Regions from separate parts of the Mus musculus genome. Here region 1 is linked to region 2. A link is a contact called in ENCODE Hi-C data. All regions are on one chromosome and are shown on one strand. The core of a region is the stretch at or near the end of the contact, and the rest is flanking DNA. Distances in the headings are between cores, read along the strand shown.

Region 1 (4,577 bases), core at 1,982-4,481, 1.5 Mb before region 2:
ATGACAGTGTACAGAGACAAATGCATAAGTATATTCAGTACAAGTGAGTGCCAGTGAATCAGCTGCACAATAATGTAAGGGGAAATTGTGACCACATGGAATAGAGTCTCTCTGTGTGTGTCCATGTGTGAATGTGTAGGAAACAATAGGTGTGAATGTGTGACTGTGGGTGAGAGAAGAAAAGTACTTAAGATTGTGTATGCTTACATGAGTGTATATATATTGTGTGTGTTTTGTGGTGTAAAAGTGTGTAACATCATGTTCAATTTACATTTTGTTGCTGTGATAGACATCATAATCAAAAGCAACTTGGGAAGGAAGGAGTGTTTATTTCAGCTTACAGTTCAGTCCACCGACAAGGGAAGCCAAAGGAGGTATGGAAAGTAGGACTGGAAAGCAGGAACCATGGGGAAAAGCTGCTTACTGGTTTGCTTCCTCTGACTTGTTTCTTTTGGTGTGCTCAGTTACCTTTTACAGTCCATACCCATATGTGCCTAAGAAGAGCATGACCCACAGTGGGTTGGGCCCTCTTTCATTAATAGAAATTAAGAAAACACCTTACACATATGACCACAGGCCAAACTGATAGAGGCAATTCCTCAATTGAGATTTCTACTCTGTTAATGTGTAAGTTTGAGTTAAGCTGAGAAAGACTAGTCAGCGAAGAGTGTATACGTATGTTCAAAGATGTATAAAGGTATTAGGGTGTTACTATGTGTGATGGTTTGTATATCCTTGGACCAGGGAGTGGCACCATCTGAAGGTGTGGCCTTGTTGGAATAGGTATAACCTGGTTGGAATGGTTGTGTCACTGTGGGTGTGGGTATAAGATCCTCACCCTAGTTGCCTGGAAGTCAGTCTTCCACTAGCCGCCTTTGGATGAAGACATAGAACTCTCAGCTCATCCTGCGCCATGCCTGCCTGGATACTGCCATGCTCCCACCTTGATGATAATGGACTGAACCTCTGAACCTGTAAGCCAGCCTCAATTAAATGTTGTTTTTTATAAGACTTGCCTTGGTCATGGTGTCTGTTCACAGCAGTAAAACCCTGACTAATACACTATGTGTATGTAAGGGCATGTTTACTTGCTTCAAGCATTTCTGTGTGAGGTTGTGTGTTTAACACACTGTGTGTGCAGTGTGAGCATGCAGGCATGTAAGCATTCAAGTGTGAGAATATATACTTGCATGCAACATGGTTGTGAATGTATATGACACTGAGTCACATGTGAGCATCTGAGAGTATAACAGTGTGAAAGAATACGTAACAATATGGGCCTTAGTTAGGGCTTCTATTCTTTTGATAAAACACCATGACCAAAATCAACTTGGGGAGAAAAGGGCTCATATTATCTCACAAGTTGTGATCCATCATCTGTGGAAATCAGGGCCTGAACTCAAGACAGAACACAAAGGTAGGAGCTGGTGCAAAGGCCATGGAGAAATGTTGCTGGCTTATTTCCCATTGCTAGCTTAACCTGCTCTGATATACCATCCGGGACCACATGCCCAGGTGCGGTACCAGCCATAGTCACCTGGGCATTCTGGTATCAGTCATCAATTAAAAAAAAGATGCACCCCAGGCTTGCCCACAGGCCATCTGATAGGGTCATTTTCTCAATGGAGGATCTTCCCAGATGACTCTATCTTGTGTCGTGTTGGCAAAACACTAGCCAAGACAGTGTGTGTGTGTGTGTGTGTGTGTGTGTGTGTGTGTGTGAGAGAGAGAGAGAGAGAGAGAGAGAGAGAGAGATTTTGTATGAGCATGTTGTGTGTACATAAATGTTTGAATTTTTAAGTGCGTATTAGTACAAGAGCCCTTTATTAAGGTCTCTAAGTCTGTGCAATTTAGTCCTCTGGACTTTCCTAAAGTTGAGGCCATGTATGATTATGTCAGAATTATATGAAAATGGCGGAGTGACTTATGTGAGGGTCCAATGACCCTACCTTGACCTTCCTTCTATGAATGGACACTGGCCATCCATGGACCTGAGGTGATATACTCCTACAAACAGGCAGAGCTGATGGCATGCAGGTAACAGTTGTCTGGCTAGGGAGATGATGCTGTGCCTCACTTCGATTTGCCTCCAGTTTGTACTCTTGGGCATTCTGACCAATAGGAGCTGGTTCCTGGAGCCATCAATCCTACAATAAACTAATGAGGCAGGGAGGCCCTACATTTACATCATGGCCACAGTTCTGCGAAAACCTGAGATATTCTGGAATCCTGCAAACAAGCACCTGATGTTCCACCCTGGGAAGCAGGTGCCAGATTAGATGCACATACATCCTGTAATGTCTGCTCCTGGAGCCAGACTCATTCCCCACAGCCCACACTGGCTCTTCACAGTCACCAGCAGCTTACTGTCACCATGGTCCTCACTGTGACAGACGCACCATTCAACATGGAAATGGTGTTTAGTCCTTAGATCTGGACCTTGGTGACTGGCCAAAGGTTCACCAAATATGAAGACCGGAAGTGCAGAACCAGGGAAGCTGTGTTCAGTATAAGGAAGAAAGAAGGAAGGCTGAGAACTGACTAGATGCTCTAAATTCTCCCCTTCCCGGTAATGAATACGTTTTCCCCTAAGAATGAAGACTATTCACCCAATATATTTTTATATTGAAAATATTTTTTCATACTCTATAATCTGATCATGATTTCCCTCCCTTACCTCCTCCCTGAACTTTGCCACTTCCCTACCTTCTCAAGTTCTCTCTCTCTCTCTCTCCCTCCTCTCTTTTCTAGCAAATAGGCACATTTAAAAAAAATCAAGCCAGAATAAAACAAATTGAAAAAATAAAAACACCAATCAACAAACATACACATACGGATACACACACATATGCAAAAGACTAGTAATGTAAAATGGACAAAGCATCAGGAGACAAAATATCTCCAAGAGTGCCCCCGCACAAATTTTAGATGCCCCTCCTGGTCCCCTTTCACTGTGTAGGCACTTCTGGACGGCTCCCCCGGTCCACTCTTTCCCGATGGCAGTGACAATCATGGTAACCGGCCAAACATTTGCAGTTCTCAACACACCGGCCAAGCTAACGTGTTGAGTTCAAAATGACCATCCTACCTATCTTCAGAAATAGACGCCGCTATCCAGACACACAACCCGGAAATAGCGTCATCAAGCTGCGCGTCAGGCCACACCCCTGCCTACTGGGAAAAGCGGCTCAACCTCCCGGGAAAAGCGCCTGCAAAAGCAAAAGCCAATCAAGTGCAGAAGCAGTTGGCCACAAGGCGCGTGCGCAGTGACGTCCTCAGTTGCTCTTTACTCCCCAAGTTTATGTATTTCGGGGTCGGGGGACAGGAGTGCGTATCCGTTTAAAAGCAAAGCTGTTTAGGGACCGTCAACAGAACTGGTAATTACACGAGATCGTGAATACTCGTCATCCAACAGGCATTTGCTAAGTACCCGGTATATGCCAGGTACTATTCTGGGGTCTGCTACCTAAGCCAGCAGTCCAAGTCTGATCGTCAGGCAGTGATCAGCTTCCCACCACCCCACCCCATGCCTAGCACACTGCCCTGTGCACAGTAGACGTTCCGAACAAGTCAAGTAACCGACTGTGTAAAGGCCTCTTGGAACTCTCGCCTCGGTGCTGGAGCTGTTGACTTGCAGAGACTCTGTCCAACACAGATCCCTTTTCAGGCTATACGAATGGCGGCGGCGGCGGCTGCTGCTGGTGGTGCTGCACTCGCGGTTTCCACAGGATTGGAGACAGCAACGCTGCAGAAGCTGGCGCTTCGGCGGAAGAAAGTGCTGGGGGCCGAGGAGATGGAGCTGTACGAGCTAGCTCAGGCTGCTGGCGCCGCCATCGACCCCGATGTGTTCAAGTGAGAAAGCGGGGGTCGGGACTTTGAGCTCATACTCCCTACAGATAATGCCGGCTTTAGGACTCCTCATTCCTGCATCTGCTACTCTAAGATATCCGTGTCTCTTTAAGGGGTTTCAAGACGGTGACCCAGCTGGCGCGACTCCTAGAGCATGTCCGCCCTGTGGCTTTCAGTATTCGCTAAGCACTGCATTTGTTTCCCCAGGATCCTGGTGGACTTGCTGAATCTGAATGTGGCTCCCCTCGCCGTCTTCCAGATGCTGAAGTCCATGTGTGCTGGGCAGCGGCTGGCAAGCGATCCCCAGGACTCGGTGCCCATATCTCTGTCTACATCCACATCAGAGACCCGAGGTTAGAGATGGGCTGGGTACTTCTGCCTAGAGGGTGGCCGAGGTGGGGAAGGAGTAGAGAACCTCGTGCCGGCTTGTCTTAGAATTGCTCAACCTGTCTATAGGCCTCCTCCCAAGGTCTGCAGACCCATCCACCTTTCAGGGACTTTAGTTGGCTCCACCTTTCGGATTGTACTGCTGGACCAAAGACTGGTCCAAGCAAGCTAGACTTGGTCTTTCTGACTCCCTCTCACCTCTTCATCATGCCTCCATTGCACAGGTAGAGGAATAAACATGGCTTTGGTCTCCATCTACCACACAGCCTCAAGGAAGTGTTCAGAGAGCAGAGCAGACAACGCCTCCCCCTCCGAGGGCCACGTCTAGCTCCTGTTCATCT
Region 2 (4,637 bases), core at 1,677-4,176:
GGGAGAACTGGCCTTTAGGCTCATTAAAATCTGAATGTAATGTCACCTCTCCCTAGTGTTCTGATTGCTTTGCTGAGTCAGTGACTTTATATTCTATAAATGTTTTATCTATGGGGTGAAGTGCCTTGTGAGAATTCAGTCCCATCATTCTTCAAACATATACTCTCAAAGACACAGGTGAAATAGACAGGGTTTTCTGTCACTCGATGCAGCTGGCCTGGGCACCTGCTGTGGATGACAGAGTTAGCAGGCAGTCCTCAATGTCATGATGCTGGTGAGTTTAGCCTTTCTGTTGGTTGAGTTCAGCCTTTCTGTTGGTTCCAGGTACAATGCAAGCCACCCTCTGCTGTGACATGACTGATCCATGAGTCACCTGGCACACCTTGGGGCGTAGAGCCAGATGGGGATCAGAGGAAGATGACTTGTCACTAAATAGAGTGCCAGATTCCTTGGGAAGTTCCAGAGGGTGCTCATGTGTGCTATAGACTTGAGAGAGCACTCTTGCAATCAACACTGCAGGGAAGGAGAAAGGTTGACGTCTTCTTCTTCTTCTTCTTCTTCTTCTTCTTCTTCTTCTTCTTCTTCTTCTTCTTCTAATTTATTTATTTATTTATTTATTTATTTATTTATTTTCGAGACAGGGTTTCTCTATATAGCCCTGGCTGTCCCGGAACACTCACTTTGTAGACCAGGCTGGCCTCGAACTCAGAAATCCGCCTGCCTCTGCCTCCCGAGTGCTGGGATTAAAGGCGTCTGACACCACGCCCGGCTATTTATTTATATAATGTATATGAGTACACTGTAGCTGTACAGATGGTTGTGAGCCAGCATGTGGTTGCTGGGAATTGAACTCAGGACCTCTGCTCACTCTGGCCCAAAGATTTATTTATTATTATATGTAAGAACACTGTAGCTGTCTTCAGACACTCCAGAAGAGGGTGTCAGATCTCATTATGGATGGTTATGAGCCACAATGTGGTTGCTGGGATTTGAACTCTGGATCTTCAGAAGAGCAGTCAGTGCTCTTAACCACTGAGCCATCTCGCCAGCCTGAAAGGTGGTCTTCTAAGCAGCCTCACCACAGCCTCCCCTCTCCTTGGGAAGCTCCATGGTAAGGGAATCCTACATGACTGACCCAAGCTCCAACTGACCCCAAGAGGGACCAGGCACAGAGAAGTCTTGTCTCTAAAAAGTTGATATAACCTTGGCATTATGAGTGGGCCAGTGTCATGTATATCTACTTGGAAACTTTCTTTTAATTTGTGCCTTTCCCCATTCTCGGCCCTACTCACTCCCAAGATAGAGGCGGAGCCCACTCTGACCCCAGAAGGTTAGGGAAGAAGTGAGGTTAAGAAGGTTAAGGGAAAGTTTGAGATGACGGCTCTGTATCTATTTTTGGTGAGCATGGTGAGAATACTAAGTCACATAATGCTTTGCCTCTGGAATTCCTCATCAGTATATCAATAGTGCTGTTCACCTGTAGAATTGGTTAATCCTTCTAATTTCCTGAGCTACTGACCAAGTATTCAGGCACCATGGTTTTACAAAATAGGAAAGCCTAACTGAGTAAGACCATTCTAAGGCTACAGAACAGGTTTCGAAGGTTACTCAGGTCTTCAAATTTATGCAGCAAGAACTTTATTCACTGAGCCATTCCTCTAAATGGATTTCAAACTTTAAAACTGCTACCCACTTTAAGAAATATCTCAGAAGCCTGATATGGTGATGTACTCCTGTCATTGCAGCACTTGGGAGGCTAAAGAAAGGAGGGCTAATTCAAAGCCACCCTGTGCACTTCAGAAAAAAAACAAAACAAAGCTAATCTTAGGAAGAACATACATCTATCTCCCTGAGGCAAATTTAAAAACAAAACCAAGTTGTGGCAGTATAGGGGCGTTCATCACTTTGAGAATGAGGCAAAAAGAGTGTTTGTTGTTAGTTCAATGTCAGCCTGAGCTACAGAGTGAATGCCCAGATAGCGTGGACTACAAGATGAGACAAAAACAAACAAACACCCAATGATTTCTTTTAAAGTCTATATTTTCTATTTCTTACAGTTTACTTCCTCGAAAATATGCTCACTAGCATCCACTCATAGACTTCCACTATTGGGCTGTCCAGAATTTTAAGGGTCCAGTGTCTTAGACTCCCTGGAGAGTCAACTGCCATTATACTGCCTCACATTTTGAATGTATTATTCCCATGTTTGTTCTTCTTAATCTTTTATCAGCTGTTTCCACAAACAACTCGAGGATTCCAAATGTACTCGGTGTTAACGGTAGTGTAGAGAGCAAGCTTTGAAGAGATGCTGGCCTGGGTTTAGGTTATCACCTGCTCCACCATTTGCCAGTGATCTTCCTTTAGACACTCAACTTCCTCCTCTGTATAACGGGCATCATTGACCTGAGGCGTGTAAAGACTTCCTAGTGTTCACTTTCGAGTGGGTGCCGTGTAAGATGATTTTTAAGGTGGCACTTCTCAGACTAACAGCATCCATCCACAGCATTCTGGAAGTTGACAGAAAAACCAACTCTTGGTCCGTGCCTCAGAAAGACCCAAGGGTGGGTCAGAGCAGTCTGTTCTAACCAGTCTTCCAGGTAATTCTGACGCTGGGTTGTGTCTGGGACTCGGACTGAGCACAAAGCCTGCCAAGGTGCGGGGAGGGGAGGTGAACAATCAGCACCTTGACCTGTAGGACTTGGGCGGCGACAAAAGGCAAAGCAGTTGGGTACAGATTTGGCTCTGGCTCCAAGCTTTTCTGCAGTGTAGCCCGCCTCACACGGTCGCTGATTGGTGGAGTCTCATGTGGCGGCTCGCCAATCACCGGAGCGCAGGCACAGACGCGGTCTAGCAGAGCCATACTCCTATTGGTTGGAGGCCGCGCCGAGAGCCGTGCGTACGCACTGGAGAGGCGTGGCACCAGCAGCCGTTGAAAAATGGCGACTGTTACGGAACTGAAAGCTGGTGAGTGCATTGAGGGGATGCTCGGTTGCGGGAAGCGTCGAACCTTCCGTATATGATAGGGATGGGACAGAAGGAGAGCGCGCGGGACATCGGCTCATCTTTTTCCAGGGTCGTTCTAGGGTGGCAGGGCCCACCAGGGGCGGCCTTTGCGCATGCGCTATGTTAGGGCCAGCCTTTGAGCTGGAGGAAGGGACTGGTATCTGTTGTCCCCTCAGGACCTCTGGGTATCTCTTAGAACCCTACTGAGCAGACAGCGCCCAAAGGCCTGCGTTCCGAGCTGACCACGACAACACCACAGCCACGATTTGGTGACAGACACACTTCCCAATGATTTGCACGGCTAGCCCATCCGGACGACAACGTATGGCTAGGTCCTCCTTGTCCTTTGGCAGAAACCTGAGACAGAGTTGTCCATCCTGGCGGCTCTTCAGGATTTTTCGGAAGAGGTTTTCCAAAATGGTTGGTTGTGTGCAGGGTGCATGCAGGTTCCATCCCCAGGACTACAAAACAAGGAGTAGACATCAATAACGCGTGTATACTGTTAACTCTGAATAGTAATTAGAGTTAACGTTTGAGTTGTAATTGGAGTTAAGGTTCAGTATGTGATTCTATCAGACCCTTAACAACTCATCCAACTTGATTCTGTGTAGCAACGCTATGTCCATTTCATACATGAGAGTTGGAATATTTCATCCACGATAATTTAGATAGAAATCGACTCGTGTGGAAACCCCATAAGGTGCACTGGCTTAATCATGCCATTCTGCTTCCCGTAGAATAAACCTAGTTCTGAGTGTCAAGGAATTCAGAGACTAAGCCAACGGTAATGGAAATCTGGAGAGAACCAAATGGAATAGTTTGGAGACTAAGATGTAGTAACTATTGACTGCATATGTATTGGGGACACTGCTGGTGAGCATTCCAAAAGCAGACATACCTCAGTCCCCAGGAGGGACTTCACATGAGTCAATGAGCTGTTCTGGGGATGGGAGTATACATAGTACATGTATATTGTATAAACTTTTCATAGGATTTCAAGATAAAGTCTATGGAAAAGAAGTTGGGTTAAGACCAATTCCTGAAGGCATTTTTATAATAATAGCATTGTAAGCATAAGACTACAAGTAGCAAAATGATAAAAGAGCCCAGAGGTTATCCCTACAAATTGAGGGGGACCTCCTTATATATGTTCTTCTGCGTTCTCTGGTTCTTGGTATGCTTTGTGTCTGAGAGAAAAGTAATAAAAACTTGTTCCTAATCAGTGATCTTACATTTTCTGGGCTTTTACTGGTCTAAAACCTCTTCCATTTCACCTAGCTCTTTCTCTGAGAAGTAGAGTTCATTACCTCGGAGAAGGCAGCTGAGGCATGGTTTAGGAATCTGCCACCAAGTATGAAGGACATGCTGCGTTTCCCAAATCCAGCTCATTACTTTGCGTTTTCTGCAAAGTTTGAGGCTGTACTGTGTGTACTTCAGAGTAACTGGGACAGGATGCTTGCCAGTAGAAAAGACTCTTTCCCTTAATTTCCAAAGATGGAACTAGAGAACGGGGATTGTGTTATGATCTTAAGATAAAGCTGTCCTTTTATGGACCTGTTTCAGAGTATAATTGGTTGACACCTGTAGAAAGGTTGAAGGAGTGCTTTAGAAATAAAAGAGAAGAAAAGTGAAAA

Evidence for each region. A loop is a pair of places that touch in the nucleus more often than their neighbours do.
Region 1: a map of T-helper 1 cell shows a loop between it and region 2 (3-fold over the local background). The contact joins the promoter of Mzt2 here to the promoter of Cep20 in region 2. A Hi-C loop is called at or near these places in 2 of 37 maps with a recorded cell type or tissue (T-helper 1 cell and T-helper 17 cell).

What each region holds. Positions count from the first base shown.
Region 1 is chr16:15,862,023-15,866,599 of GRCm38, reverse strand. Mzt2 (mitotic spindle organizing protein 2) reads left to right here and starts at 3,231. Exons shown (of 3, transcript NM_029354.3): 1 at 3,231-3,852; 2 at 4,057-4,202. The coding sequence starts at 3,677. Gm41425 (a long non-coding RNA gene) reads right to left here and starts at 3,163. Exons shown (of 3, transcript XR_875934.2): 1 at 3,089-3,163.
Region 2 is chr16:14,315,621-14,320,257 of GRCm38, reverse strand. It overlaps Cep20 (centrosomal protein 20), which reads left to right and starts at 2,926. Exons shown (of 5, transcript NM_025345.2): 1 at 2,926-2,964. The coding sequence starts at 2,937.